3 separate regions of the Homo sapiens genome follow, and all the other regions are linked to region 3. Evidence: chromatin loops called from intact Hi-C (ENCODE). Cell type or tissue: GM12878. All regions are shown on one strand. Region 1 has its middle 90 kb from the start of LINC00358. Region 2 has its middle 150 kb from the start of LINC00358. Region 3 has its middle 34 kb from the start of LINC00459.

Region 1 (8,000 bases), 240 kb after region 3:
ATCACCTCAAACATTACCGCTTCTTTGTGTTAGGATATTCTAATTCTACGTTTTTAGTTACTTTTGAAAATATACAATAAATTATTATTAACTATAGTGACCCTATTGGGCTATTGAATACTAGATCTTATTTATTTTATTGAACTGTATTTTTGTGCCCATTTTAAGACTAATAATTGACTGTTTTATTTTCCTAACAGCTGAGCTAGCCTTATGGGACTGGTCATGGATCATGTTTCCCTGTATGGTCAAAGAAGAGAGACATTGTTATGGAACATAGCCAAGAATAGCATAGATTAGTTTGCAGATAGAATGTTCCTGTCATTATTATTAGTTTGCAGATAGAATATATATATTATTAGTTTGCAGATAGAATGTTCCTCTCGTTATCATAATTTCTCTCCATGATTATATGTTTCCTTTACTATATTCCACCACAAAAAAGGAAAAGGGAAAAGTTCTGTGGATCAAGGCTGAGATCACAATGTTTCTGGTATGAGGATATAAATCTCTTATGTCCATGTTCATTGCCTTTTCCTATTCAGAGAATACCTCCATAAACAAAAACACACATATAAATATACTAAAGGCATCTATATGTATAGTCAAGTGTTCTTGAGATAAAAGGATACTATAGTATAAGAACTTGACCTTGTTTAAGAGGTCAATACTAATGAAATGCACCCTAAATTCATGAATGGTCTTCACAAAAAAAAATCTTCCTTCAAAAAACAAATCAGTGAATTATGTAACTGTGCTTTCTCTGAACAAAATATCTAAGTCTTGCAATACACTATTTATGCCATCACAGAAATCAATTTTTATTGTTTTTGTATTTTGCTATTTTTCAAAAACAGAAATAGCTAAATTAGTTGTGAAGTGTACATATATTTGTAAGACTGTCCTTATTAATATGTAAAAAACTTCCTATTATTTCACAATTTACCCTTTCTCTGTAATCCTTTTACACTACCTTTTTGCTTCTCTTTGCTTTTTTTAAGTAGAACCTATTGCTATATCTTCCTGATCACTGATATTTTCTTCTAGAATGTCTAATCTGCTATTGATCACACCCAGATAAATTTGTATTTCACATATTTTATTTTCATCACGTTTCATATAGTTGTTAAAAAAATGTAATTTCTCTTCTCATTGATTATGTGTTTCTTTGAATATTTGTACCTAGATTTAATAATTCTTTAAACTCAGTGGTCTAATAATTTCATGACTTCTATCTTTTTCGAGTCTTTATATATTAACTGACTTTTACAATTATAGGTCACTTTTTTCCTTTCATTTAAAAATTAGATATTCCATATGGTTAAATTTATTTTGTTGAGTGTCTAGAGTCTATTAATCTTCCTTTCTTTAAGAATGTTTAGTTTTGCTTTTGATAGTTAAACTAGTTACAGTAGGGCCTATTCCTTTTTAGCCCACTTTAAAAGTTTTATATGACTAGTCTATGAAGAGCTTTAATCTGCCGACAGTTCACTCTGACTTCACCGTTCAATGTGCTAGTGACAACCAAGGAGGCTTTGTCTTGGCTGTTCAAGGGCTCAAAAATTTTCTTACTCTGTGTGAGCTGCAGAAGTTGTTCATCTTACACCTCCCAGTTTTTTCTTCACTGTTTCACGTACTTTTACTTAATACAAGAGGGGCCAGGCCGAACATGTAGAATGACCTAGATAGGACAACTGTGCAAATTTGTGAAGTCTTTTTGGCATAGTTTCCCATTTTTCTAGAACTCTGCTTTACAACTTTGAGCTACCTCAGACTCCAAAAACTCTTGATTTCTGCCTTTTCAACTCAGTGAAGCCCCCATACTCTGGGTTTCCCCTTTTCTCTGTCCATAGTTTGGAAATTGCTTCCCAACAGAAAGCTCAGGTAGCAATTTCATCTCTTTTGTTTCCTTTCTCCCAAGGATGGATTTGTACTGCCTATTGTCCAATTTTTAAAAATTTGTTTCACATGTGTTGTCTATTTCCTACCTGTATATGGAGGAACCGTTTCACCAATGGCTGAAAAATGAAAATCTCTTTTTTTTTCAAATTATTACACATCTATAGTTTATCGATGATAATTTCTTTTTCTTTTTCTTTTTCTTTTTTATTTTTCTTTTTTTGAGACGAAGTCTCACTCTGTTGCCCAGGCTGGGGTGGCATGATTTCAGCTCACTGAAAGCTCTGCCTCTCAGGTTCACGCCATTCTCCTGCCTCAGCCTCTCGAGTAGCTGGGACTACAGGCGCCTGTCACCACGCCCGGCTAATTTTTTGTGTTTTTAGTAGAGACGGGGTTTCACCATGTTAACCAGGATGGTCTCGCTTTCCTGACCTCGTGATCCGCTCACCTCGGCCTCCCAAAGTGCTGGGATTATAGGCGTGAGCCACTGCGCCCGCCCAGTATATCAATGACATTTTCTAAAGGCTATAACTAGGAAAGTTACTCTTTTCAAGAAGTGTATCTAGTTCTTTCTATTGTTAACATCTTTGTCATTTAAAAAAATTATATCTATATTAGCTATACAGTTATTAAGCCGTGACTTGGCCGAGCTTGCTGCCTGCTTTCTTTCCTCCCTTCCTTCCTTCTCTCTTTCTCCTTTTCTTTCTCTCTCTCTCTTTTTTCTTTCTGCAGAAATGCACTATACTCATAGAAGAGCAATTGTCACTCAATACAGATTTCCTTTTATCTTGTGTACAATGAATTATTGCACGTATATATTGATTGCACTCATCAATTGCCTTCAACCAGTCAAGATGAAAATGTTTTCCCTACTTTTTCCCATGAATACTTTGCTGTATTTCTAACAGTGAGGTTTAGAAGCTCCTTTCTTTTCTTGCTGTTATCTTTGCTCCCCATTCATAAGAGAGCTACAATATAATAGTAAATATTACCACCATAAAAAATAAATACAGAAAACACATTGAAACCAAATAAATTATTCAAAGCCTATTTCTAGGGCAAAAATGACACAATATTCAGCCTAACTTTGTCTAAAGTAAAATTATTAATATTGTGAAGCACAAATCCAATATGTGACAAGCAGGTTGGAATCCTTTATAACTAGAATTTCTCATAGAGCAGTGATTTTTGAGTTAAGATTCCCACTGGAGAGCTTTAGTCAGTTCTGATTTTTCCGGGGAACTCCTAAATCATTGCCGTTTAATCCTTTTGATGTCAATGTCAGGAAGTATTCTCCAGAAAACCAAAATAACTGGTCTCTTGAAGCTGCCTAGCAGTCTAGCATAGCACCAGAGGCTCTTTCTGATTCTTATCTATCTAAGGTTGTAAGTGAGTCCTGAAAAGGAAGAAGGGAAGGTGCTGAATTCTAACTTGCCTCAACACTTTGGTCCCATGCCAGCTCTAGATCTGAATGTAAGAATTGGAAGAGGAAATTTAGCTACAATACAATTGAAGGCCTTATTTGGTTTTAACTGCTTGATCAATGTGTTTTTAATTTTTCGTCTGACTTGCTCTATTAAATAGTTCTGAACATCAACCAAAATCAGAAAGAAAAGCTTATCATACTAATTTTGATTCAATGATGAACGTTTTGTTGTCACCCCTCAACATTTAATTCCCAAAAATAAATATTCCAAGATGTTTTCATGTTGCTACTATATTATGGTTTGTCTAGATCTTTAGTGATTCTTATTTTTCTCTTCCACTGATAATTCTCTACAGCATGCCTGATTTTGCTAGAGTCAATGAATGGATTGAGAACAGCACTTGAGGGACAGAAAACGGACACTATTCTGTGCACAAAACCAAGGAACCAAAATACTTAAAAAAAAAATAAAAGATTTTTTCAGTGTCTTAAGACCCACAAATAACCTTGAAGACAAGAAACTTTAGTTCTATTACATCTTTGGAATTGCTGAAAAAGCTGTAATAAAAATAAAAGTAGATAAACATTGCCACCCAGTGTTCAGTTTCAGGTATTGTATAAATTACAAACCTAATATCAGAGATTTTTCTTTCTTTATCCACAAGGTTCCAGATTAAGTCTTTAATCATTTATATCCTGAAAGATCTTGCTTCCTTATTTGGGAATCATATTCTATCTCCAAAAATTGATTTGTTTATTTCAATCCGATATTCTTTTCAGCATTTCGATGGCCTTGTATCTCAGAGTAGCTGGAATTTATTCAACATCCTATTAAAAATATCTAGTTTTAAATAGCGCAATAAAATATGTATGTATGCATATGCATCAGTGTACATTTTTCCTTGAATAATATTCTGTATCTTTTCATCTAAAATCATAAATGATTATAAATTTAATTTTAAAAGGACAAAACCATTATTTTTAGTTTCCACTGTTTAGTATGCATCTGCAGTCAAAAAAATTTTGGAAGGTAAATTAAGATCCATTGATGTGAATTTTCTATTTACATAGTGATATATTCAGACACATACTCAATGGGAGTTTCAAACATACATACCTCATTGCAAAGTCTGAAGTAGCATCCCCACTTTCTGTCCTCCTAAGTTCATAAACGTAAAGAAGTTACACTAAACATATGTGTTACTTATGACAACTCGTTAACCAGTTTCTTTTGCCTAAAAATATATTCTAATTTTAAATCAATTCTGTAGCAATTCATGAAAAGAAAATTTTAGTGAAACAGAGTTGGTAACAAGACAAGTAAATATTTAAAATATTTAGAAAGGTACATGGAGAAAGATACAAGAGAAGGCACATATCCTTAGGAGAAAAAGACTGGTGCCAGGAGAAAAAACAAAACTATTTTTGAATTCTAAAAATTGCCTAAATTCCAAATAGAGTGTCCTTCTTCATTTGCATCTTTTTAAAGACTAATTAAATCTCAGTATAATTCAGCATCATATATCCTGCATGCTCTAGTTTTTAAAGGAGAGGATGAAAAAGGAAAAAAAAAACACCAAAAAACTCCTACTTCTTTTTTATTTCTAGGTAGACACACTCATTAATAGATTTGTTTTAATAAATGCTATTTTTGTAATAGAAGTCATCATAATCAGTTAAGAGAGAAAAGCCTAAGAGCTTAGACTGAGACAATGCCTATTGAACAAGATGAAGAAAATAGAGCTCTCCTGAGATTTATGATTAAAACCAGGATGAGTAAAAAACAAAGCAGGAAAAGAAATAGTGTCAGTAATGTCATTTGAAAGCAAAAATCATTCAGTTCCATAAATTAGCTACGTATAGTGCAGCAGTAGAGAAAGAAGGGTATTCTTTTTGCATTGTTACAAGGGAAGTGGAAAATAATTAAATGATACTGTAATCAGAGAACAACTGTTGTATATCTTTAGCCAAAAAAGTTTAGAAAATAAAAATATCAGCTCAGTGTGATGGCTCATGCCTGTAATTCCAGCACTTTGGGAGGCCGAGGCAAGCCGATCACTTGAGGTCAGGAGTTTGAGAACAGCCTGGCCAAGATGATGAAACCCCCGTCTCTACTAAAAATACTAAAGAAAACCAGGTGGGATGGCGTGTGCCTGTAATCCCAGCTACTCAGAAGGCTGAGGCAGGAGACTCTCTTGAACCCAGGAGGCAAGAGGTTGGATTGAGCAGAGATTGCACAACTGCACTCCAGCCTGGGCAACAGAGTGAGACTCGATCTCCAAAAAAAAAATAATAGTAATACATATGTTTGTGTGTGTGTGTGTGTATATGTGTGTGTGTGTGTGTGCATATATATCCTTGATGAGTATTTTTCTAAATGCTTGTGAGCTAACATTTTAACAATGTTTGCTCTATCTTTCTTTGGTTTGAGGTTTTAGTCTGAATAAATGACAATTTTTTTAGCTTTTCATTGAAAACAGATAAGCAATGTTTTTTTAAAATTTTCTTTTTACATACTATATTTTCTGTTGTCTATGAAGGTTGTTTTATAGGTAGTGACTTAACAAATCTAAAATTAATTACCATAATTACATTTGTAAACATGAAGGGTGAGTTTTATGCAATGTGTAATTTTAAATATAGTCACAAAAAGACATGATAAATAGTTGAGAGGATGGATATGCTAATCAACCTTATTCAATCATCCTACAATGTATACACTTGTCAAAACACCACATTGTACTCCATGAATATATACAATTTATACTTTTTCAATTAAAAATTGTAAAAATTAAAAAATAGATTTTAAAAAAGAACTTTAACTCTTTCCTCAGTTACTAATTTTACTTCAGCTTGACACCCTCTCTAAAGGGTGGGGAAGAAAAGGCAAAAACCTGATTATTTGCATGTTTTGACAGCAAATTTGTGCAGAGCTATCAATTCGAATAAAGGTTTCAAAATCATTAATGTAACTTGGATATGTTTTTCTTGTTTTCTCTTTAGGAAGAATTAAATACAATAAATTTTAAGAATATATTCTTATATAATCTTCCTGAAAATAAAAAAAAACATGCCTATGTGATAAATGCCTCTTTAGAATCTTAAAAAATTGAAGTAGATATTGATTTCCCTTGCTTTAGCATTAAAGTAAAAACAAATTCACAGTAAACATAAACTAACCTATACACATTATGGGGCTTCTGAAGTCAAACTCTCATACATTTATCAAAGCCAGAGCTTTTTTACATGAGATATATGTATATGCATATATATATGCAAGATATATATATGAAAGATATATATATATATGCAAGATAAAATAAGATTGTCCTGTAATGATTTTTTTACTTATTTTCATCTTTCTGAAATGCGAGTAGATGACATTTTTAATGAAATCTGATGGTAAAGAACCAGCAATAACATAACTTTCTCTTGAATTTTATTTTCTGAACAATGTCCTCCATCCTTAACTGTTTTAATTTTCTTGCGATGGAGTCTATCTTGTTGCCCAGGCTGGAGTGCAGTGGCAAGATCTTGGCTCACTGCAACCTCCGCCTCCTGGGTTCAAACGATTCTCCTGCCTCAACCTCCCAAGTAAGTGGGATTACAGGCACACACCACCATGCCTGGCTAATTTTTGTGTTTTTAGTAGAGGTGGGGGTTTCACCATGTTGGCCAGGCTGGTCTCCAACTCCTGTCCTCAAGTGACCCACCCACCTTAGTCTCCCAAAGTTCTGGGATTACAGGCATCAGCCACCAGGCCCGGCCCACCATCGTTAAAGTTTTTCCCTCTCATACTATAATTGAGTGCAGGCCTGACTTGCAAGGTCAAAAACAGGACTAAGTGCAGTGAAAGGAAAGTGATTTTATATCTAGAACTAGCAGTGGGGAAGCAGGCATGCTACATCCCACTAGAACCAACTTCAATAGTTTGGGCTGAAGAAAAGGGTTTAAAAAGGGGAAGCTTGATATGGGAGGTCTGCAGGAGTTGTACAAGGTGCAGAAACTGTGAATCTTGTTCTAATGCCTGTATTGAGTTATGATCCACTGGGAGTGTGGGATGGTGTCATCTTGACAGTAACCAGGCTGTAGATTATTGGTTTTGAGGCAATCATTAAGTGGAGGTGAATTCTGCAGCTGGGCCTTCATGCCTGGTTTGTTTTCAGTTAGGCCCTGGAATTTCTTAATAAGCATATAGTTAGGTAACCTTGCATGGGGTAAGGGGGAACATGGTGGGAAAGAGAAGGGAGGGGAATTTCATAGTAGGTTTCAAGGCTATATTTTAAGATGAAGAAAAACAAGTTTTCTACCTTTTGCTTTGAGGTTACATCTTGAGACTGGGAAGGAAGGAGGAAAAAAAACGTTTAAAATGCATTTTGAAGCTAACCTACTCAATTACAATACTAGATATTGGATGAGAAAAGACTGTACTCCAAAACTGTGTCTTAGTGTACAGGGAGGACACATTCAAGAAACTAACCTAGAAATGATTAACCTATTGAAACGGGAAAAGTTCCCTTGTCCACCTCACAAGGCATGTGATGTGGTGTGGCTCACTTCTTCAGTGCCCTGCTGTTCAAACCTGTATGGGAACATACAGATGGGCAGGCTGTGGGGCTCCGACCCCATGGCAGTGTCTAAGGGGTGAATGTTTACAGCTCCTGAAGCCCCACTG
Region 2 (8,000 bases), 480 kb after region 3:
TTGTTAACTCTAGCCTATTGTGGACCTAATTCTATCTATAATATTTCTGTCATATGAGAGATTTATGCTGCACCTGCCTAATTTTTTAAGTTGCTCGTTCTGAAAATTTCCAGCTCATAACAGGCATCTCAAGCTGCACATTCACTATTCCAGGTTAAGTGTTTAGTTTCTATTAACATTCAAAATTTTTAGGAATTTTGACATACTCCTCAAATGGGGAGTATGTCTATGCTGCAAAAGACACAGAACTCCAAGGATCTGTCCTGCAGCTCTCCAACTGGGACTTTCTAGAGACCCAATACATGATCTTTATCTACTCTTAATTCTCTAGCATCACTAGATCTGCTGAGGGGCAAAGTAACCTTAAAAACAACCTGATCTTGCTACAGAGCCGTGGCACGCAGTGGCACTAGTATTTCAATTCCCTGATAAATAGGTCAGAGCAGTATGGCCAAATGAGGCAGATCCTGTCTCCAAAATCCAAAGTGGTTCACCAGCTACTATGCATCTCTTGTAATGATGGGAAGTGCAGGGTGCAGTAAGTTGTTATCTCAGAATGAATGTCAGAAAACATCCAGGTCACCGGAATTCTGCAAGCTTCACTAATTATCATTCACTGTCAGCTCCGGCTCACAGAAGACAGGAAGCGCGGAGCTTCTCCCTGCACTTAGTATTGCTTTTCTTATTGTTTGATTGATGCAAGTCAACTCAATGTCCTTCTGGCTTAAGTCTGACACAGTAAATTCATTCTAATCTTCCCAGTTTACTGAGTCTCCTTATCCTTTCTACATTTATATGTCAAATGTAATTCTTGTCTTCACTATTTCCAAATTTAAGAAGAAATCCCAGAAACTGCTGGCTTTAGTAGTTTTTTTTTTTTAATGTTTTCTTCCTACCATTATGACTCAATTTCACTATATAGGCTATGCTGGGATTTACTTAGGGTTATATATTAAGAGGTAATCAGCAGAGCTAGGCACAGATATTGAAAAAAACAAGATTTATCTTGTAAGACTTCCATTTCAGGTAAGCTCTTTCATGGTCTCCATGTAACTTAAGCCACTGTCCTCTAGCAAGAAGGCAGAGATCTATTCTGCTTTTCTGGAGGCTTTGGTAAAATCTAAAGTTTAATATTCTTATGTACATCAATTCAAATATTGTATACAAAAAAAGTCAAGCATAATGAAAATAAAAAAATGTTAAGAGATGAGAGTTAAAGTGTTGGATAAGGAAGACAAAATATCCCTCAATATATTATCAATTAAATATGCAAATTGATAAAGTATAACATGTTTTAGGTAGAATGTTCAATGCTGGGAGAAAATCGAGCAATATCTATACACCTATAGGGTTCTCAGAGAAAGAAAATGAGATAGAAGTATGATTTCAACTGTCATTAAGGTTTGAAAAATAGATATACTAACATTGCTTGAAGTCAAAAAGTATACTTTCTTTGAGCTTCAGCCAATCATTAGCTGAGAGCAGAACTTTATTAAAAGGGCAGAAATTTGAAATCTGTTTTAAAAGAAAAATAATAGTAAATATTGGGGTGATTTTAATTGTAAAAATTTAATGGTATACATATTTATAATTAGGAAAAGCTGCAAACATAACTAATAAAGATCAACATGCGTTATTTAAATAGAAACTAAATGAAGTAAAGATATCAAAGTATCAAAGCAATCAACTTGAATCGAGACTCTATCAGCAGAGAGGTCATAGAGAAGGAAAATAAATTTGTACTAATTTTTCTACTCAGTACAGGGAGTCATTAGACATTTACTTCAGTTGCTGAATCAAGAATAAATATTTCACTTTATCTTCAAACATATGTTTTTAAATAAATTGTCTTAAAGGCAAGCACTACCACAAGTAAAACAAATTCAAACCTTCCAAATTATAAAAAGGCAACAAATATTAACCTTCAAAACCTCTAAATATAAGTAATACTCTATATCTAATATATTGTAAAGGAAACATTACAAAGACAATGTGTCCTAAAATACTGTGAGAAAACTAAGTCCAAACATATCTAACTTAGGTATATGTGTATCAAATAACTCATCTATCAAAATAAACAGGCCTTAAAACTGGATCAGATACATACCTAAAACACAGATTGAAGGATTACATATTATCTTGTTTTCAAGATAAGAGCCATCCATTCTTTCCCTCCTGTATGTAAATCTATCCTCATTGAAAGATGGAGTTCATTCATGCCCTCCCTTTTTCTGTGCATATTTTGATGAATAAAATAGAACAGATGTGATGCTGGAGGATTTTTGAGGCTAGATCATAATAAACTTGGCAGCTTCTATCGAATCTTTTGGTATGTACACAATGAGGAAGCCAGTCACCATATAAAATGTTTTAATGTTTGGAGACTTCTGCTCTGTGAGAAACAGCAAGACAGTTACACGAGGAAGCTAAGCGGAGAAAAACACTGATGTTGGACCAACTCTCTCCTCACTCATCATTTCAGCCCAAATAGCAGACATGTGAGTGATGAACCCTTCAGTCATACTCTATCCCAACTCTCATTCATTTTGCTCACTTCTATATACCTAATGCTTAAAACTGCTACAATGAGAAGCCCTCAATGACCATATATTTAATAACTTAATTTTAGAAATTGTAACGGCCCAATTTTAAAAATTGTAACTGTAAAAGCATTTAATATAGATAATCAAAAAGTCAAAGAAAATTATTAATCCACAATTAGAGATGTTAGTAGTTTCCTATCGATTTTTATGTTGTGTATATATAGGTATTTTACATAATTGATTTACATTATTAATTTTGCTACATTCTTTTTACTTATTGTTTAAATTACTAACATATATTATATCAGTATCTGTTCTACAACTCATTTTAATTATTCTACAACATAATATGAAGTTATATTTATTGAGAGCCTGCCAGCTACTACCTACTGTGCTGGGACTGATTATATACTGCTACAGAAAACAGAAATGGTCCCTGCTGTTGCAGAGTTTTAATCTAGTATGAGACACAATCAGTAAATGTTGCTTGGGTTTCCTGGAAACAAGCCTCCAAGATAGACCTTATTTTACAAGTAGGCTTATCAAAGGAGTGAATTGGAGTCAATACCTGCAGAAGACAGTAAGAAAGCAGGGTTAGGCAGGGACAAATCAAGTCCTGGTATTTTATAGAAAAAAATTTACTAACCATGGTTTAATACCTCTGGTTTACTTTAAATGTAATTATTGGAGAAGTTTGATTAATCTGTAAAAGTTGATATATCAAAAAATATTATAAAATCCAATCACAAAATAAAAATATAACCACGTCAATCCTATGTAACTTCTATTAGTGTTTTACAATATATTTGTAGGCTGTTTTTTCTATGCAGTTTATATAGTGGAGATCACTCCATCAATCAATAAATATTTACTGGAGTTCTACTATATACAAGGAAATTTTCTAGAACTTGTAGAACAGTGAACAAAACCAAAAAGTTATTGGTCTCATGAAATTTACAATATAAAGGAAGAATTTTCTAGTATTTTAATGATAATTAATTTCACAAACTATCATTTCTACTATTTATTTAGCCATAACCTTATTGGAAATACTACTTGTTTTCAAGTTCTGTTATTATGAAGAGCTCTAAGATTAGATGTCTTGAAAATAAATCTTTTCTTAATTTTAACTTTCTTAATGATGTCTTGTAGAAAAACATTAAAACTAGAATTATAAGTTTAAAGGACTTAGGCATTTCACACATTTTATAATTGGCAAATCAATTTTCAAAACATTTTTATGCAGTTATATGTGTATAATAGAAGCAGTGTTTAAGGGTTAACACACAAAGTCTGTTTAGGACAAACATCTCAATATAAAAATAACTAGAGAGTTTTTTAAAATTATGATCCTACAGATATGACAAAAAATTGTTTAGAATATCTGATGCCACACTGTAATAAGACTTAGATAGACAGATGAGAGAGAGAGAACAAACGAAAGGAAGAAAGGGGGAAGGAAGATAGAGAAAGAAAGAAAGAAAAAGGAAGAAGAAAGGAAGGAAGGAAGGAAAGAAAAGGAAAGAAAGAAAAGAAAGGAAAGAAAAAGAAAGAGAGAGAAAGAAAGAAAAGAAAGAAAGAAAGAAAGAAAGAAAGAAAGAAAGAAAGAAAGAAAGAAAGAAAAAGAAAGATGTACTTATTCTATAATTGATCCAAAGAGATAGGCTTTGTGTATTGGGCCCTATACTGCTACACTGCAGGCCAAGATTCATTAGCACACAAGCCCACTGCACCAAACTCAAAAAGTTGTACACATCCAATTATTTTTAAAATAGCCAAAAGGAGCAGATGTTTAGCCATTTACGCTTTGCATAAAACATGGAACTGCACACCAAATTTGCTAGTTAGCTATTTTTAGCACTGAGGCCATTAAAACTCCAAGCCACAACTGTCCTTCAGAGCTCTTTGACTCAGAGACTCCTGCTATGCTGCTGAACTGTATCACTTAGACACTTAAGTCCCCTCTCTAATGCCTCCCTCCCCTGGAGTTCTTTTGCCCTCCTTCTCCACTAAGCAGCCTCTTTACCAACTTCTGCGTGAGTAACTTCTCCTGCAAGCAATGTCAAAGTAGCACCCAATGAGGCTTGCTTGTGATACTGCCACCTAGTGGTTACCTCTTTTCCCCTACTCAGGCCCCAGCTCCCTCAAACTTCCTACAGCATGTATACATAATTATATGTATATGTAAATAAGTCTATACAAATTTACTTGTATATGTTTCAACAGAATATTCATAACATATTTTGTATATAGCAGTTTGGATATGTATCCAAATGTATATTTGGGTTATGTCTGTGTGTATACACACACACATACACACACAAACACACACACATACACACACACACGAGAGAGAGAGAGAGAAGGAAAGAGGCACAAGGATTGTAAAGTACAACTGAGACAACTCAGCATTCTCTTCACTAAGGTAATTATAACCCTTAGTTTCTGTATTTTCGTGTGTATATTCTTCTCCCTTTGATTTCTGATGTTTTCTTTATAACATAGAATATGAAAAAGAATGATCCATTTTCAAGAATTACTTTTACAAAAGTACTATTGGAGAAATCTTCATCTTTGTTTATGTTCTTGCTGAAGGCATTATTTAGGTAACATTGATTTCTAAAGGACTTTTTTTTCTCCATTATCCTCTGGAAAAATATTTACTGAAAAATTTATTAGATAATAGGACTGACCCTGGGCTACTGTAGCTTTCTATTTATTTCTCTATCTAAGCACTGGCATTTGTCTTGGTTTTGTGCCTGTATTATTTTTGCCATTATCGATGTTCTCCGCTAGGCATGCTTTTTTGTTTGTTTGTTTTTTGTATGTTGGTAAATAGAGGAACATTTGATTCTGCTTCCTATGGCAAAATAAAGAACTTCTTTATAAAGATCCCAGAAAAAAAATAGAGCACTAGTTAAAGTTGGGTCACTTCTCATAGAGAAATTATCACCAGCAATATTTTCCATTGATATCTAGAATAGCTAGTCCTTTATAAACTACGTATAATAATTGCAGCAGATACTATGAAAATTTACTAGTCCATTTAAAAACAAATGGCAAACTCCATGCAAGGGATTTTTGTTTGTCTATTTTCCATCTATTCTATTAGTGCTCAGATATTTAAGTATTTCTAGTGATATATGTGCAGAACAAATCATACTAATTCCAAGAAAATTTGATATCCTTTGCTATTAAGCAAGGACAAATAATTCAAACATAATGTACTACTTAAATTACTATATAATTTACTTACTTTAAATAGTAAAATCATCAAATAAAAGATAGTTACTGTCTAACCAAATTCAAAAAAATGTAATGTGTATATATCAGTTTGTTTTCATGCTGCTGATAAAGACATACCCAAGACTGAGCAATTTACAACAGAAAGAGGTTTACTGGACTTATAGATCCACATGGCTGTGGAGGTCTCACAATCATGGCAGAAGGTGAAAGGCATGTCTCACATGGCCACAGACGAGAGAAGAGGGCTTGTGCAGGGAAGCTTCCCTTTTTAAAACCATCAGATCTCATGAGACCTATTCACTGTCATAAGAACAACATGGGAAAGACCTGCCCCTATGATTCAATTACCTACCATGAGTCCCTCCCACAACACATTGTGATTCAAGATGAGATTTGGGTGGGGACACAGCCAAACCATATAATTCCGCCCCAGTCCCTCCCAAATATCATGTACTCACATTTCAAAACCAATCATGCCTTCTCAACAGTCCCCCAAAATCTTTACTCATTTCAACATTTACTCTGAAGTCCATAGTCCAAAGTTTCATTTGAGACAAGGCAATTCCCTTCCACCTAAGAGCCTATAAAATCAAAAGTAAGATAGTTATTTCCTAGACACAACAGGAGTACAGGCATTGGGTAAATACAACCATTCCAAATGAGAGATATTGGCCAAAACAAAGGGGTTACAGGCCCCATGCAAGTCTAAAAACCCAGTGAGGCAGTAAAATGTTAAAGCTCCAAAATGATTTCTGTTGACCCCATCCAGGTCATGCTGATGCAAGAGGTGAGTTCCCATTGTCTTGGGTAGCTCCACTCCTATGGGTCTGCAGGTTACAGGCTCCATCCTGGCTGCTTTCACAGGCTTGTGTTGAGTGTGTGTGGCTTTTCCAGGAGAAATATGCAAGCTGTTGGTGGATCCATCATTCTGGGGTCAGGTGGATGGTGGCCCTCTTCTCACAGCTCCACTAGGCAGTACCCCAGTAGGGACTCTGTGTGGGGGCTCCAACCCCTCATTTCTCTTCTGCACTCCCCTAGCAGAAGTTCTCCATGAGAGCCCCACCTCTGCAGCAAACTTCTGCCTGGACATCCAGGCATTTCCATCATTCTCTGAAGTCCAGGCAGAGGTTCACAAACCCCAATTCTTAACTTCTGTGCAATGGCAGGCTCAACGCCATGTGGAAGCTGCCAAGGCTTGAGGCTTGCACCCTCTGAAGCCATGGCCTGTGCCCTACGTTGGCCCCTTTCAGCCATGGCTGGAGTGGATGGGACGCAGGGCACCAAGTCCGTAGGCTGCACACAGCATGGAGACCCTAAGCCCGACCCAAGAAACCATTTTTTTCTACTAGGCCTCCAGGCATGTGATAGGAGGGGCTGCCTTGAAGACCTCTGACATGCCCTAGAGACATTTTTCCCATTGTCTTGGGGATTAACATTTAGCTCCTTGTTACTTATGCAAATTTCTGCAGCCAGCTTGAATTTCTCCTCAGAAAATGGGATTTTCTTTCCCATCACATTGTCAGGCTGCAAATTTTCTGAACTTGTATGTTCTGCTTCTCTTATAAAACTGAATGCCTTTAACAGCACACAAGTCACCTCTTAAATGTTTTGCTGCTTAGAAATTTCTTCTGCCAGAAACCCTAAATTATCTCTCTCAAATTCAAAGTTCCACAAATCTCTAGGGCAGCAGCAAAATGTCAAGAGTCTCTTTGCTAAGACATAACAAGAGTCACCTTTGCTCCAGTTTCCAACAGGTTCCTTATCTCCATCTGAGACCACCTCAGCCTGGACTTTATTGTCCATATTGTAGTCAGCATTTTGGTCAAAGCCATTCAGCAAGTCTCTAGGGAGCTCCAAACTTTTCCACATTTTCCTGTCTTCTTCTGAGCCCTCCAAACTGTTCCAACCTCTGCCTGTTACCCAGCTCCAAAGTCTCTTCCATATTTTCAGGTATCTTTTCAGCAGCGCGTTACTCCCAGTACAAATTTACTGTATTACTCTATTTTCACACTGCTGATAAGGACATACTCAAGGCTGGCCAATTTACAAAAGAAAGAGGTTTATTGGACTTACAGTTCCATGTGGCTAGGGAGGGTTCACACTCATGGCAGAAGGTGAAAGACACATCTCACATGGCGGCGGGCAAGAGAAGAGATCTTGTGCAGGGGAACTCCTTTTTTAAAAACCATCATATCTTGTGAGATTTACTCA
Region 3 (8,000 bases):
ACTATTTACAAACTAAAAATTTAACAATTTAATCACCTGAAAATCATTGTTTCTTCCAGGAATTCCTTAGATCCAGCGTGCAACCCGTTAGCATTATTTTTGTGATTCCCCAGGGATCTATCCTTAGGCACATTACATAATATATGAAAGAAAAAACTGCAAAAGATGATAACCACAGAAAATATGTTAGTATAATTTTTATTAAGTATGGCATTTTGTGGGTGGTGAACTCAGTTATCACCTTGAAAAAAGGGTCTTCATAAAGTTTTCGCTGAAAATATGACTTAAAATAACATTTAAATGGAAATTCAAATGATGGCTTTTCTACTTGCTTGCTCAGAAATTTTATTAAAAGTATTTAAGATCACAGGCTAAAATGTAGCCTAACCTCAGCTACATTTTTTTAAGGAAAAGAGAGCAACACATTTTATTCTAAACCTGTCTCCCATGCATATTTTATTTTTCTTTTGACAGTTAAACTGCACATTTTATAACCTTCATCCAGATAAGTGTTCTTTTCCCTCTCTTTCATGCCTCCCACTGATAAATAAACACAACCATCTACAATGGTTTAATAAGATAATTAGGCTCTGTTTCACTGGGTACTAAAGCCATTTGAACACTTGTGTCACCAGCATGCACTGTTAAAGATTCTGTCAAAATGAATTAAGTGTTGCATTACTTTTCTAAAAGTTTATCCCTGCTTGCTTGGAGGAGCACATGGAGACCAATTTATGAAATTAGAAAAGGGATCTCTGCACACAGGCTGCTCTTTATGATATTTCAGAGGATTTTGGTATTGCTTTCGTTGGTATTGATAATTCAAATGAAATGTGTTTCTATCTTTCCCTTTTCAAATGAACCTTTTTGCTCTTATTATAGCATCTTTCCAGTTGCTTAGCATTGTTAGTATTAGATTGTATCTGCTTCAATGCATTTTATTTACAACCATCTAATCATACTAGAAAATGAGTATAGTGAAGCTTACATAAATGATGAAAATAAAACATGAAACCTTTACAATAGACTGCCTTTGCAGCATGTTTTACAAAACCCACAAGAACAAAAAAAAGAAACATAATACAGTTTCTGATCAATGACAAAAAGCTCTTAAACAGATAATTGTATCATGCATCAAAATCTGTTATCGTTTTAAAAATGAAAATACACGCCCAAAAATATTAAGCTTCTTTCCAGGAAGTAATTTTCTTTCACAGATTATCATAACAAATACTGAAGAAGTGTGCACTGGCCTTGAAAATTTACATTCATCCTTTCTTATGATTATTTAATGTACTGCTCATAAGCAAACTTTAATAAGAGGCTTTCAGTAGAAACTTATCTACTGTCCTGTGAATTTCTTAAGCACTAATGGTCTAAAACATCATGTTTTATGCACATAATGGGTTGTCTGTAATAAAGTTTTAACTCTAAAAGTCATCTGTTTCCTGCTATGTACTAAATGTACTAAGAGGATATATTTTAAACTATTTCTATTGCTCTATACTGTGGCCTTTGGTGTATGATATTCTCATGCCTGATCTTTTCACTTTAGAAATACCTATCACACCTGCTGTATACAATTTGTTTTCAAAATGTAATGTGCTTGGTTTTCACCTTTTACTATATTTCCTTGCTCACATATTATTATTTTACTTTAGCATTATCTTTGAATTGCGCACTCTCCTTTAACAATGCTGCTATTTATTTTTGTGGTGCTGTTTGAAATAAACTGTGCTGTTGGTCTGCTTTGTCAGCTACTGTTCATCCAGGTCGTTTTCATTCAATGAGTTTACCTTTTACTAAAAGATGGCACAAACTTCTAATGTCTTGACTACTTCAGACTTTCAAAAACTGGGTTTTTCATTATTCTCTTGAATTTCCTATCCTGGTTTTAATCTATTTTTTATAAATTCTAGATCCATGCAACTCAACACAGGAAGTGAAACAAATAAAACTTACTCCAAGAACTACCACTGGAAATGTTATTTTGTTTTGAAACTTACTGTAAGTGATAAATACAACAGAATTCCAACTAACTAACCAATGTCATTCTTGGAAGAAGTGATTTTCTTTTTCAGTAGTGGCAGAGTTCACTTTCTTTGATAAAGTATTTAGTAAAAGTAAACAGGCCAAGAACAACTTGAACAGGTAAATTTTAAGGGGTTTTTTCAAACTTGACATTCTATTTTCTGAAGTTAATAATTTTATAGTAAATCTCAAAAATAAAATAAATATTTGGTGAGCAAAGAAAAAGATTTTTAAACATATTCAATATTATTTCACAGTTTTGACACTGTTGTAAACAGTACCTAATTTTTTCATGCCAATTGTTTATTGCTAGCACATAGAAATACAACAGATTTTTATATAGATTCTATATTCAACATGTCTAACCTTATTTATACATGTCTTTAGATTCCATGTGATATTCCGCACAGAGAGTCATAAGTGGATACAGACAGTTTTACTTCTTTCTTTCTAATGTGGATGTAGTTCATTTATTTTTTGCTTGATGACATTGGCAAGAATCTTCAATACAATTGTTTTAGTTATTATTTTGACAGATTTGACTTTTTATATTCCTTCTAAAACATGTGAGTGGTTTAGATATTGCAATTAGATGTTAGAATATTCCATATTTGTCTGGACTTACTATTACCCATGAATTTTATACATTCAGATAATTACTTGTTGTTTGTTAATTTCTGTTTCTTTCAGTTTAAAGAAATTTCTTTAGCATTTATTGTAAGATAACTCTGGTGGTGACAAAATTCTTCAGCTCTTGTACCTCTGTGAAAGTCTTTATTTCTCTCATGTTAGAAGGAGAATTTTGCTGGATATAAAATTCTAGGAGGAAAGTTTTTTTCTTCCTTCCCTTCAGCACTCTGAATATGTCATTCTACTAGCTCCCAGCCTGTAATGTTTCTGCTGATAAGTCAGATATTCATTCCAGTCTTCACAGTCCTGGCTTGTTTGTCCCCATTCTTCTTGAGAGGGCATTCCAAGAAATTCAAGGGGGATTGACTGTTGTGACCTAAGCCTGCAGTCACTGCATTCATTTCAGCACTAGGGTGCACTGTAAGCTCAGGAATGCTGTGACTCTTGCAGACGCCTAGATACACAGCCCTGGTGGAGTTAAGGAAGAGAATTCCCTTTGCTAGGCAAAGTCTCTCATTCTCTTTCGTCTTTTTCCCTCAGAAGAAGGCTTTCTCTGCTCTAGGCTGCCTGGAATTAAAGAAGGGTTGATGCAGGCAACTCCCATGGCCACCACAACTGTCATCATGCTTGGTCTTACCTGAAGACTATGGCTTTCCAGAAAAGCACAGTAATGGGGCTCACCCAAGGCTCATGGTTGCTACTGCCTGGTTGCTGCTGATGTTTATTCAAGGTCCAAAACCACCACCATCAGATGGTGAATCTTGCTGAGACTGGGTCCATCTCATCAGAGCAGCAGATTCCCTTCTGGCCAAGGGTATATCTAGAAATGCTATCAGGAGCAAAGGCCTAGAATCAATGGCTTTAATAATCTGTCTGAAGCTTTATTTTTCTGTGACTGAACTTGGACCCAAATTATAAGACAAAGTCCTCTGTATTCTTCCCTGTCCTTCTACCAAGTGGAAGGAGTGTCTCCCCAAGTTGCATTGCATGGATTTGCGGGGGCGGGGGGGGGGGTGACACAAGCACTCTCGTGGCCTTTACAGCTGGTGTTGCACTGATTCACATCCCAAATCCATTGCTTCGGAGACCAGCACAGCACCAGGGCTTGCCCAGTGACTGCAATCCTTGTGGCCTGACCACCACTCAAATTTATTTGGGGACCTAGGTAACTTTAATCAGCTGGCTGTGATTTGGGGACCTAGGTAACTTTAATCAGCTGGCTGTGATTCCAGCCTGGACTGACGGAGGATTCCCCTCCACCCCAGCACTGATCTAAATGTCTGTAGACACTGGCAAAATTCTGTCCTGTGTTTTATTTTGCTGCCACGGGGCAGCACTGAATTCCAATACAAAGTCTCACACTCACTTTGCTCTCCCTGCAAAGCACACAGATTCTCTTTCTGCCCTGCACTGCCTGGGATTAGGAGAGATGTGGTGTAGGCAATGCCAAATTGTCTTCCCTACCCTCTTCAGTGTGTCTTTCCTTGTTGTTATGTTAAAACAACGTGTCAGATGCATGCTAACCAGAGTGATTCCATCTTGAATAGAGGCTGGATAATGCCAAATCTACTGGATTACATTCCAAGAGGGTTAGGCATTGTTGGTCATAATATGTTTATGGTTGAGCAAATTAGTTAGTAATGCTAACCAACTAAAGACCCAGAACTTGTGGAAATGTTCCAATATTTCAAGAACAAAGAGATTTTTAGTTGAATAAGTTTTGCTTTAAATAGTACAGTCATCATTATTGCTGAAATCAATAGTTACATAGGAAAATAACAGTACTAATAGCCTGTCACAAGCTGATCACAAGCTTTTATAATAAAGTACACTATTCATAGCCATGATATCCTATATAAGCAAGCATTATGTTTAAGGTAGGGGTGTTTCTCTTTTTGCTTTATGAAGATGCTGTATTCTGTGACAGAGTAGTTTCTAATAAACTGTATTAACTTTACTATATTCCGAGACTTGCCCTGAATTATTTCTCACGTGAGATCCAAGAACCCACACTTGGAGCCTGAGACAAGAGTCCTTTTCCAGTAACAAAGATACTGTGATTGCTTCCCTGATATTTTGGTTCTTATGAAGGTGCTCTCTTTTATCTGATGTTCCTATAGGGGACAATTACTGCAGCACTCTTTGGCCATTTTGCTCCACCCTCATTATCTTCTTGTTTTTGTCACAATTTGCTCTTCCTAGTCTAGTTTTTTATGTTGGAAACTTATCTAATTTAAGAACTTTATATATTTCTAATAACCTAATTTAGTGCCATAAATTTATATTTAATTGATTCTTTACCTGAATGCCACAAATTTTGATGTGTTCTTTGTTTTTGTTTTCTACAAGATATGCTTAATTTCCTGTATAAGACTTCCTCTTTGAAATGTTATTTTAAAATATGTTATTTCCTCAAATTGTGTGAATTTTCTAAATATTTTTCTCTCATCAATATCTACCTTAATTTTATCATATTCTAGGAATATATTTTATATAATTTCCATTCTGTTACATTTTCAAGGTCTGTTTTGCAGCTCAGAAGGTGTTCTATGTTCTGTATATGCATTGTTCCTGTGTCTTTGAAAGCAATATGTTCTACATTTATCAGGTGTAGTGTTTTAAAAAAAATCAGTTAGGTCCAGTTGGTTGATAGGGTTACGTAGGTGTTTTATATCATTTCTGATTTTCTAGTTGCTCTATTTTTATTGATTATTTGTTCTATTAGTGCCTATTTGTTCTTTTAATTATGTGGGGAAAATAATTGAAATGTAAACTATGAATGTGATTTGTTTATTTCTCACTGTAGTTCTTTCAGTGTTTGCTTTATATTAGGTGCATGAATATTTAGGATTGATATGATTTCTTCAAAAATTGACCTTTTTATTATTATGAAATGTCCTTCACTGTGACTGTATTTCTTATTGTCAAGTGTACTGTGACTAACATTAATAAAACTACTCTAGCTTGGTTTTGATTAAACCTTGCATGGTATATTTTATTCTTTCATTTTGGATAACCATCTTTTTGACATGTTTCTATTTGTATAGATATAGATAGATACATCTGTATATAGTCACTTTAGTTTCTCCCTAGCTGCAGTATTTACTAGCTATGATACTTCTTAAATTTAATATTAATTTTAATTAGCAAATAATAATTGTATATATTTATGAGATACAATGTGATGTTTTGATATAGGTATATATTGTGGAATGATCAAATTAGGCTAATTAACATATTTATCATCTGAAATACTTATCATTTTTTGTGGCAAGGACATTCAAATTCTTTCTTTTAGCTGTTTTAAAATATATAATTCCTTATTACTAAATATAGTCACCATGCTGTGCAAGACATCAACAGAATTGATTACTCCTGTCTAACTGAAAATTCTACTGTTTCACCAAAATCTCCCCTTTCTCCATCCATTCCCTCCCTCAGCTTCTGGTAATTTTCATTCTACTCTCAACTTCTTGAGTTAAATTCTTTTGAGGTTCCAGATATAAGTGAAATCATGTAGTATTTTTTATTTTGTGCCTGGCTTACCTCACTTAGCATAATGTCCTCTAGATTTATCCAGGTCACAAGTGATAGACTGGATTTTCAAGCCTGAATAGGATTCCATTGTGTATAAACACCACATTTCAAAAATCTACTTATCCCTTGATGGGCAATTCAATTGTTTCCATATTTTGGCTATTGTAAAGAGTGCTGCAATGACCATGGGACACAGATATCTCTTTGATATATGTATTTTAATTCCTTTAGATATATATCCAGAAGTGGAATGGCTAGATCATATAGTAATTCTCTTCTTAATTTTTTGAGGACCCTCCATACTATTTTCTAAAATGAGTGTACTAATTTACAATATCACCAACAGTCAGCATGGGCTACCTTTTTCCACATCCTCACCAACTTTTGTTATCTTTCATCCTTTTGATAATAGTAAATCTAACAGTTACAGGTAAGTTTTTAAATTTGATCCACCATATTAACAGAAAAAAAGTGCAGTAAGCGTATATGATCATCTCAACAGATGCAGAAAAAAAATTTGATTAAAAACACCCAAATCCTTTCATGATAACAGCTTCCCATAAATTAAGTATAGAAGGTCTAGTTCTGAACACAATAAAGGCCATATATGACAAGCTTCCAGCGAACATTATATTAAACAGTAAAAAGTTGAAGACTTTTCCCCTAAGTTCAAGGACAACACAAGGATGCCTACTTTCAACACTTTTTTTCAGCATAGTTCAAGAAGACCTAGACAGAACAATTAGACAAGAAAAAATAAAATAAAAATCATCCAAATAAGAAAGGAAGATGTGAAATTACTTGTTTGCTGATGATATCATTTTATACACAGAAAACCAAAATTCATCACCAAACAACTATTAGAACTGATAAACTAATTCAGTAAAGTTTCAGGATACAATATCAACTTACAAAAATCCGTAGCATTTCTATACATTAACAACAAACTATCTGAAAAAGAAATTAAGAAAATAACCCCATTTTGATACTACTTACGATAGTGTCAAACACCACTTAGGAATACATTTAATGAAGGTGAAAAATCTATAAACAGGAAACTATAAAACATGAATAAAAGAAATTGAAGATTACACAAATAAATGGAAATATACATTGTATCTATGAATTGATAAAATTAATATTGTTCAAATGTCCCATACTACCAAAATTAAATCACAGAATCAATGTAATCATTATTAAAATTCCAATGTCATTCTTCAAATAAATTTTTTAAAAACCCTAAAATTTATATGGAACCACAAAGGACCCTGAATAGCCAAAGAAATCTTGAGCAAAGAGAACAAAGCTGAAGGTACCACACTAATAGATTTCAAAATATATTACAAAGCCATAATAATCAAAACAGCATTATGCTGACATCAAAATAAACAGGTTGACCATTGGGATAAGAAAAAGAGCTTAGAAATTCACCCACACACCTGTAATCAATTTATTTTTGACAAAGATGGCAAGAACTGATAGTGGAAAAGAGACAGTGTCTTCAGTAAATAATGTTGGGAAACTGGAAATCCACATGCAGAATTAAAAAGAACTTTTATGTCACCCTAATATAAGAATCTGCTCAAAATGGATTAAAGTCTTAAACAAAAGTCATTGAATTATACTTAAAGTGTGATTCTTGTTTACATACACAGTTGGGTCTTGCGTTTTTATTCAATTTAATAAACTCCTTTTTTAATTAGTTTTTTGTAAATTTCACATTTACTGTAATTATTGATGTGGTGAATTAAAATCTACCTACTTGCTAACTGTTTTTTATTAGTTTCTTATTATCTTTCATT

Evidence for each region. A loop is a pair of places that touch in the nucleus more often than their neighbours do. Peaks named below come from ENCODE experiments on the same cell type or tissue, not always from the same donor. Only the 100,000 strongest peaks of a DNase experiment are listed, where the experiment ranks them.
Region 1: it touches region 3 in a loop (10-fold over the local background); 15 of 110 quality-filtered maps call a loop at or near these places.
Region 2: a loop joins it to region 3, with 14 times the contacts of the local background. A loop is called at or near these places in 6 of 110 quality-filtered maps.

What each region holds. Positions count from the first base shown.
Region 1 is chr13:62,115,850-62,123,849 of GRCh38, reverse strand. No RefSeq gene overlaps it. Among named protein-coding and RNA genes, the nearest start is that of LINC00358, 90 kb to the right of the region's middle. In GM12878, a CTCF peak has its summit at 3,905 (motif pointing left); a DNase peak (open chromatin) is centred at 3,331.
Region 2 is chr13:61,877,647-61,885,646 of GRCh38, reverse strand. No RefSeq gene overlaps it. Among named protein-coding and RNA genes, the nearest start is that of LINC00358, 150 kb to the left of the region's middle. In GM12878, a CTCF peak has its summit at 4,648 (motif pointing left); a DNase peak (open chromatin) is centred at 4,635.
Region 3 is chr13:62,353,409-62,361,408 of GRCh38, reverse strand. No RefSeq gene overlaps it. Among named protein-coding and RNA genes, the nearest start is that of LINC00459, 34 kb to the right of the region's middle. In GM12878, a CTCF peak has its summit at 3,074; a DNase peak (open chromatin) is centred at 3,178.